Linked DNA regions of Homo sapiens: region 1 is linked to region 2. A link is an interaction called in ENCODE POLR2A ChIA-PET data of the cell type or tissue named here. Cell type or tissue: HepG2. All regions are shown on one strand. Links, peaks and the distances in the headings refer to the core of each region. The heading gives the core; the rest is flanking DNA. Region 1 overlaps MARCHF5 (membrane associated ring-CH-type finger 5). Region 2 overlaps CPEB3 (cytoplasmic polyadenylation element binding protein 3).

Region 1 (4,392 bases), core at 304-4,303, 170 kb before region 2:
TGTGCAAGGTGTCACTGTGGTATTTCAGCTGAATTCAATATGGGTAAGACTTCACCAGGTGTTAGGAGGGAGGAAGGCACCTAAAGCAAAAATAAAGAAATGAAAGAGCAGGATATGTTCAGGGGTCAATGAAGGGGAGTGCAGGAAAGGATGGTTAAGGTAGGTTGGGGCTGGATTATAGTAACAGATCAAAGCACGTTACCCCGTTGAAAGTTTACGTTTTATCCTTTTACGTGACACAGAGACTGGCAGATTTTTAAGTATAGAAATCGCATGATTATAATTGTGCCTTCGCTAATTCTAGTGCCACTCTGTAGGCCAAACTGGACCAAGTGAAAAATTGAAGCTAGAAAAAGGAAAATCAACAATATGTGATGAACAAGTGGATCTGGAAGGAAAGAAGGCAGCAAAAAAATGTAAATAGGCCGGGCAAGGTAGCTCATACCTGTAGTCCTAACACTTTGGGAGGCCAAGGTAGGATTGGTGGAGAACAGGAGTTTGAGACAGCCTGGGCAACATAGTGAGACCCGTCTCTATCCCCCTCCCCACCAAAAAAAAAAAAGTTTAAAAAAAATTAGCTGGGCATGCTGGCTTGCCCTGTGCTCCTAGCTACTTGGGAGGCTTGAGCCTGGGAGTGCAAGACCCTGTTTCTTTAACAAAAACAAAGAAAACAAGAAAAACTTATGTTTTGGCTAGCTTCATGCCTGTAATCCCAGCACTATGGGAGGCTGAGGCAGGAGGGTCACTTAAGCTCAGGAGTTTGAGACCAGCCTGGGCAACACGGCGAAAGCCCGTCTCTACTAAAAATACAAAAATTAGCTGGACATGCAGTCCCAGCTAGTCAGGAGGGTGAGGTGGGAGGATATTTTGAGCCGGAGGGTGGGGGATGGAGGTTGCAGTAAGCCGAGATGGGCCACTGCACTCCAGCCTGGGCGACAGAGCCAGACCCTGTCTCAAAAACAAACAAACAAATAAAATTTATGTTTTATAGCTGGTGGACAAGAAGACTGGTAATATCAAAGACCAAAAATTGAGAAGTCAAGATAAGTAGCTTAGTTTTAGATTGATTGGCAATACTGTATACACACAAATGGAAATGTCCACTGGGCAGGTAGAAATTAGGTGCTAAAGGAAATGAGGAAAAGAGGTCAGGAATAAAGACACAGATCTGGGAGTTGTTTGAATAAACAGGAAAGAGAGTGAGTAAGTGTACTTTCTCAAAATAGTAAATGCTGAGAATTGAACCATACATAGAAATTGAAGGAAGAAAAAGGTAACGTGATTCTGAAGGATAAAAAGTCCTGAAGAAAATGTCATTATATTTACTAAGAAATTATTGGTGACCTTTAGTATACATATACATATATAGAGAGAGAGATCGTGCAGTGGCACGATCTCAGCTCACTGCAACCTTTGCCTCCCAGGTTCAAGCGATTCTTGTGCCTCAGCCTCCCGAGTAGCTGAGATTACAGGTATGTGCCACTATGCCCTACTAATGTTTGTATTTTTTGTAGAGATGGGGATTCGCCATGTTGGCCAGGCTGGTCTTGAACTCCTGAGCTCAAGTGATTGGCCTGCCTCGGTCTTCCAAAGTGCTGGGATTACAGGTGTGAGCCACTGCACCCAGCCCTTCAGTACACTTTCAGTAGAGCTAATGACAAGAAAGGGGAATGAAAGTCAAATTATCAGGAAAAATAATAAAGAGAAAATAAGAATCTAAATGTCATAAACGAGACTGGATTAAAAAAGAAAAAAGGCCAGGTGTGGCGGCTCATGCCTGAAATCCCAGCACTTTGGGAGGCCGAGGCAGGTGGATCACGAGGTCGGGAGTTTGAACCAGTCTGGCCAACACAGTGAAACCCTGTCTCTACTAAAAATACAAAAAATTAGCTGGGTGTGGTGGCACGTGCTTGTAGTCCCAGCCACTTGGGAGGTTGAGGTGGGAGAATCAATTGAACTCAGGAGGTGGAGGTTGCAACAGTGAGCCGAGACCACGCCATTGCACTCCAGCTTGGGTGGCAGGGTGAGACTCTGTCTCAAAAAAAAAAAAAAAAAAAAAAAGTTGAAAGCTGGATGTGGTGGAACACACCTGTAGTCCCCCACTTTGGGAGCTTTGGGAGGCCGAGGCGAGCGGATCACTTGAGCCCAGGAGTTTGAGACCAGCCTGGGCAACGTGGTGAAACTCCATCTCCACAAAAAAAATACAAAAAATCAGCTAGGTGTGGTGGTGCACACCAGTAGTCCCAGCTACTCTGGAAGCTGAGGTGGGAGGATCACTTGAGCCTGGGAGGTTGAGGCTGTAGTGAGCCGTGACTGTGACCCTCCACTCCAGCCTGAGCAATGGAGTAAGACCCTGACTCAAAAAAAAAAAAAAAAAAGTAGTCTATTAATATACTTTTCTATATAAAAGCATTAAACCAAGAAGGATGGAAGAATATAAACCCATTTTATGATAGTGGAGTGGGGATGAGAAGATATGCCATTGGGGATGGTGGTCAAAGGGGATTTAATTTTATCTATGATGTTTCCATTTTTTACATATATCTGGAAATAAATATAATTGATGATGATTTTTAATTCTGGGCATTGGTCTGTAATTGTCAACATGGTGATGTGATTGAGAAAAAGAGGTCAACTGACAAAGAAAATGTGAAATTGTTTATACAGCATGCTCCTATCAGAGTATAGCTTCCTTGGTCTTCAAAGGGGTATACATCTGTGGATAACACTCTCACAGAGGCAGAATTCTAATTCACTATACCATTGTGGGAGGGGGCTGGAAGAATAGACCACTCTCTCTGCTCTTTCTGCCATCTGACCATTCTGGGGACATTCTGGCTACACTCCTTGCCTATTTACTAGATGCAAGTAAGTGATGCAAAACAACCTCAACAAATTAATGCGTGTTTATTTTAAGACGGGGGAAGCAGAAGTAGTTTCCAAAAGCATTTCTCAGTAGGTCCAGGCTTCAAATCAGAGGTCCATTCCTGCAGTTTGTTATAATATTCTTTGCATTGTTCTCTGTAAATTCACTCCTAACTTTGAGAAGTTTTAGAGAAAAATGAGAATGTCGGTGGTCAAAGAGAAAGTAATATATAACAACTTCTTATTAAAGAATTGAAGCAATGAAAGACAGAAGAGCTAACTAAGGTTCAAAAGGCCTGACATAAAGGGTTTGGGCTTATGAATGGTTATCATTTCAGGGAAATGATATTTGTGACACTGAAACATTCACGACACTAGAAAAATCACCCCCCTTTCCACCATTCTTGTTTCCCCACAACAACTTAAAAGGTTCAAATAATAAATTTACATAAAACACTTATAGTTTATAAAAACGAAAGGCAATCCAAAGAATATATATCCATATGGTCAGGAGTGGTGGCTCACCCCTGTAATCCCAGCACTTTGGGAAGCAGAGGTAGGTGGATCACCTGAGGTCAGGAGCTCGAGACCAGCCTGACCAACATAGAGATACCCAGTCTCTACTAAAAATACAAAATTAGCCAGGCGTGGTGGCACATGCCTGTAATCCCAGCTACTCCGGAAGCTAAGGCAGGAGAATCACGCGAACCCGAGAGGCGGAGGTTGTGGTGAACCGAGATCGCGCCACTGCCCTCCAGCAGCCTGGGCAACAAGAGCGAAATTCCATGAAAAAAAAAAAAATTCCATATATATATGTATGTATGTATATATATACGTATGTATATGTATTCTTTCCACCTACAAATATTACAGTAATCAAAGTTACCAATATAAACAAATAATAGCTAAACTAAAGTGAGTTATTTGCAAAGGACAAGGGAATTCAACTTCAGCTATTAAGAAGTTGCCACAGGCCAGGCACGGTGGCTCACGCCTGTAATCCCAGCACTGTGGGAGGTCAATTCCGGCAGATTACGACGTCAGGAGATCGAGACCATCCTGGCTAACACGGTGAAACCCCGTCTCTACTAAAAATACAAAAAAATTAGCTGGCCTTAGTGGCGGGTGCCTGTAGTCCCAGCCACTCGGGAGGCTGAGGCAGGAGAATGGCGTGAACCCAAGAGGCACAGTTTGCAGCGAGCCAAGATTGCGCCACTGCACTCCAGCCTGGGCGACTGAGCGAGACTCTGTCTCAAAAAAAAAAATAAAAAATAAATAAATAAATAAATAAAAGAAGTTGTCACCAGTTGGCCCAAGTGACAGAGTGAGACTTCGCCTCAAAAAAAAAAAAAAAAAAAAAAAAAGAAAAGTTGCCTCTAGTTTAAAAACCCTGAAAGATTAAATGGTATAAATTGAACATACCATTCATATTACAATTAAAATAGTCTTCACTTTGACAGTTTAGACAACACAAACACCCCTGGAATTGAAGCTCCATAAGGGCATTTTTGTTATGTTCAATTCACC
Region 2 (4,392 bases), core at 187-4,186:
AAAAAAAAAAAAGTCTGTTTCCTTTAGCATGTAGCTGTGAATGTGGCCACTAGGAAGATAAGATGGACATGACAAGCTTGATGATAGATAGCATAACCTCCCTCATTGCCCACTGGGAAAATATTCCATCTCCAAAGTTGCTGTCACTGGAGCTACCAAAAAATGCCTGTCCACCCTGAGCCTTCTACCCCTTGTTCTGCACTAACAGCTGATCCTGATACTGCAATAGCCTCACCTCTCATAGTGGGACAGAGAATATGGGCCCAGGGAAAGGAGCTGGCATCTGCTGTGCAATGAGCACAGCTGTGCTACCACTGTTGAGGCCTCTTGGGCAAAGGCAATGATGGCAGCCAGCTACAGATGTTGTACATGAGTTTGGCCATCTGGCTCTGAAACTGATTTCAGAAGCCAATGATGCTGGCAGTGGAATGGAGGAAGCTGTCATTCTCAGCTTACTTGGGCAGCTTACAGTGTCAGCTTCAGCAGTCTAGGGGCACAGGGTCCAGGTGAACAGAAATAGTAATAGGCACACAGCTTTATACAAGAGTGACCAAACCCTTGTGCACTAATGATTCCCACCCACTTTTAGAAAAGTTTGTATTCCTGGATGGCTATTTCTGCTGGTGATTCTATACGTCCTCTGCACTGGCTAGGCTGGCTTGCCCTCTGGTGCTCTTAACCAAGGTCATGTAGTTGTGGAAGTTTATGCAATACCAGCATGGTTTGTGAACCTGGCACAAGCCAGGCCACATACTATTCAGTTTGAACACAAGCCAGCTAGCTAAGGAGATCCTGCTTGAGGAACAAGGAAGAGGAATCTACTTTGAGTGGGCAAAAACAGGCCATTGTGGAGCTGCAGTGGGCTGCAGTGTAGCATTTATTTCTTTTTCCTTCAACTTGTCTAAATCTGGCTTTGGAAAGGAAAGTTTTCAAACTTCACATTTTTTCCCTTGTAGCATAACTTGAATGGAAATAAGTCAGTGTTATTTTAGGCCAGATTCCAAGTTTTTCCACCTTCTGAGTTACGTAAACTGATCAAGTTGGGAAGCCAAGGGTTTTAGCCTGTATTTAACCTTTTGCAGTTCGTCATCTTTTGAGTAACATTCTGTCTTCCTTTAAGAAAAAAAAAAATCAGGTCCTGGCTTATAGTGCTCACACTGTTTGGTGATTTATGAACCCTATATTTTAATATTTTACTTGATTGTGATTTTCATACCCAGGAAGGATTTTCTTGTAAAAACATGGAAACTGCATTGTGTGATAGCAAGGGTGGGCTTTTTGTTTTGTTTTGTTCTGTTTTGACAGATGGAGTCCATCTATCTTTGCTTTTAAAAGCTTAGCACACTCTCAGTTTACACTTTTATAAACACTTGTCTCTTCAGCATTGTATTGAAGATGAACTATAAAGTTAGTCTTTGCTTTCAAAGCATTTACAGTTTGAGGGACTGTACAGAAAGAAGTCATTAGGAATATATAGTCCACAGGACAAAGCTTGAGCAGCCACGTAAATAACAGAAACATCTTGTTCAAGGTCACCTAAGTACACACTGTGCTATGACCAGGCAGAGGTGATGGGATGGGGGGAAATGCTTGTTTAGTTCAGAGAAGTCATAACTCCTCCTGATGAGAACTTTTATTGAGGAAAAAATAGACTTTAGGAACTGAAATGGAAGGTGGAAATTTGGCAGACTGAGGCAGAGAGGATGTTTTAGAAGAGGATATAGCTTGGGTTGGGACTTGCTGACAGTAGTTAGATAGGGCTAAGGCTGTGAGCAGGTGAGACCAACAGAGGATATGTTAATTGCAGAGTTAGGAATGGGAAGCCAGCTAGGAGGGTCTGGTGAAATTTTTTGAAAACTGAGAGCAAAGACCTGGGTTGTCTTTCAAAGGAGAATGGACCCACTTCAGTCTTGAGAAGACTGGCACAGAAAAAAACTCATTTGAAACAGCATTAAGAACTGATCAGAGGAATGTTAAAGTCCAGGGAGGCGAAGAAATTAAGACTATCAAAGCTCAGGCAGTATATGCACAAGGCCAGACTAAAGCTTCATCTGTCTGTAGGAGAGCATCACCTGGATTGAAACAGAGTTCCCCAGTTGTTTGCTGACTGAGGGAGTGTAACAGGCAGTGGGGCATAAGCTAGGTTTGTGGACTCAGATGTGGGCATCAGCATTTACTAGCTATATGACATTGAGCAAGTAATTTAACCTTTAAGCCTCAGTTTACTTATCTGAGTTAATACTACTCGTTGGGTTGTTAAGAGGATTATGTGAGGCAGTGTGTGAAAGCACTAACACAATACTTAGGCTTATTAGGTGTTGAATAATCTTAGCGTCCTTGGTCCTTGCCTGTGACTTAAATGTAATGCTCAGTAATCATAAAATTACCCAACGAGTTTGACCAGTTCTCTCCCACACCCCCAGTCTGGTCTCAGTTTCCTTGGTCAGGTGCTTGTTTGAACTGACTGTGACTAGAACTGACAGATTGGCAGACTTCACAAGGACCTCTTTATATAGGGAATGTGTGATTATGTAAACAGCAGATTTTAAGTCCAAATGCCCCAGGTCACTGCCCTGGACTGCAAGACTTTGCTAAGAACACAGGAAGTAGATTACCAATTTTGAACTCTGAGGTGGTTCTACGCTGCCGGCTTGTTTTCTTGTCCATTCCCAACTATTCCCACCCCTGCTGCCAAGCAACCAACCCACAAAGAAAGTTGGTAGTGTCGTAGAAAACACAAAACAGGCTAGAATCAAGTCTCAGCCTCACACAGTAAATATTGTTAAAGAAATATGTTTAGTTCTGAATCTAAGCAGAGTGTTTAGGAATCCGTGCACTTAGGCAGTATCTATCTGCAGAGCTACCTCTACATTTTAACTTAGGTTAGTTGTTTCCCTTGGAATGTCTTCTCCGTGTTTTCAATGTTTTCACCTATGTTGTACCATTAAGGTCTGGCCCCTGTGCCACCACCTACAGAAAGCCTTTCCTGATTTCTCTATTCATGTCTTCTCTGAAAGTGATCTTTCTTCTTTCTGTGAAGTCCAACTTTTAAAAATATGTTTACAAAAATACTTCTTAGGATCATTAATGCATTGTTCCTAAGTCAGAGTTCTCTGTGAATTTATTCTATACAATCTTCTAGTGCTAGTATATAAACTCCTTAAGAACAAGAATTTGCTCATGATAGTAGTCCCCTGCAGTGTGTAGATTACATAAGTGTTGAGTAAATCTTGGAGATCAGGTATCCTCATTCAAGAGGAAAATGAATAAGAGATCCAGTTCAGAGACCTACAGTGAGTGCTCTCCGCTGCAGGCAGGGATTGATGAGCTGCTTCAACTCTTACCACCCACCACTCTCAATCCTATACTCTAACTAATGAACTCTGCTCACCGTTGTCCAAGTGAGTTGACCCTTTGGCCTTTCCATGCCGTGGCCTGTGCACCTTCCTGAACTTGGAATGCCTTTACTCTCTGGAAAAGTAATCAGCCTCTGGGTCAGATATGGCCTTTGCTCTTTGGTGTTCCCTGATGTTTGGACAAATCTGCTCCCTTTTTTTCTCCCCAGTGTCCTGTAGGAGATACCTCCAACATAGTGCTTTTAATGTTGCTTATTAGTTATTGACAGTCTGATTTTTTCTGGATCAGGGTTCTTCTTTGGCTTGTTCATCTTTGCAACCTCAGTACTTAGCATCATACCTGGCATCTCCTAGATGTTTTTGGTACCCTTGAATTGAATCCAAAAAAAGTCTCCTGAGGCAAACCAGATAAGTCCTCTGACCTGAAAGCCAAAGTCAGAGAGAATGTTTGGGACAGACTGCCTGTACCAAAAAAAGTCTGAACTCAGGCAGCTCTGGCTAGAGCAGTGCCCTTTAGGTTTCTCTAGGAAGGTCACTGGTAATAGGAAGCTTGATTTTGTGAGAGGAGAGAGCTGCCTGTCTGTCCAGGCCATGGACCTTTCCTTCTAGGGTTGGTCTCAATCCAAAACCAGCCATTCCTTGGTCTGCCATTTTATGAATGCTGCAGTGGTTCAGGATACAGCTCCACAAGCTGAATTTTTTTTTTTCCATTTGTAGTTGGTACTTGAAACAAATACATCACTAATAGTATTAGTTGATTTTAAGAACTGTTGATTCCTTAAAAAAAAAAATACACATCTCTTTTTAGAATGGGAGACCTTGTAGTTTTTTTTCCACAAATTTTTATTTAAAAAAAGTCAAACCTACAAAAAAGCTCTAAGAATAATACAGTGAACACCTATATAGCTTTCTTCTAGATTCACCAATTGTTAGCATTTTGCCACATTTTTGCGTGCATGCTCGCTCACGCGCTGTCTCTCTATTATATATATATAATATATTATATATAAAATATATTTTATATATATATATGTGT

The links. Peaks named below come from ENCODE experiments on the same cell type or tissue, not always from the same donor. Only the 100,000 strongest peaks of a DNase experiment are listed, where the experiment ranks them.
Region 1: POLR2A ChIA-PET joins it to region 2 with 6 read pairs; 5 of 35 experiments call an interaction of 5 or more read pairs at or near these places.

Annotation. Positions count from the first base shown.
Region 1 is chr10:92,295,153-92,299,544 of GRCh38, reverse strand. All of the region lies in intron 1 of MARCHF5 (membrane associated ring-CH-type finger 5), which reads right to left. Among named protein-coding and RNA genes, the nearest start is that of MARCHF5, 6.2 kb to the right of the region's middle. In HepG2, for the core only: no CTCF peak of the experiment used is centred there; no DNase peak of the experiment used is centred there.
Region 2 is chr10:92,121,345-92,125,736 of GRCh38, reverse strand. All of the region lies in intron 6 of CPEB3 (cytoplasmic polyadenylation element binding protein 3), which reads left to right. Among named protein-coding and RNA genes, the nearest start is that of CPEB3, 170 kb to the left of the region's middle. In HepG2, for the core only: no CTCF peak of the experiment used is centred there; DNase peaks (open chromatin) are centred at 706, 1,546, 2,536, 3,456 and 1 weaker place; H3K4me3 peaks cover 2,403 bases.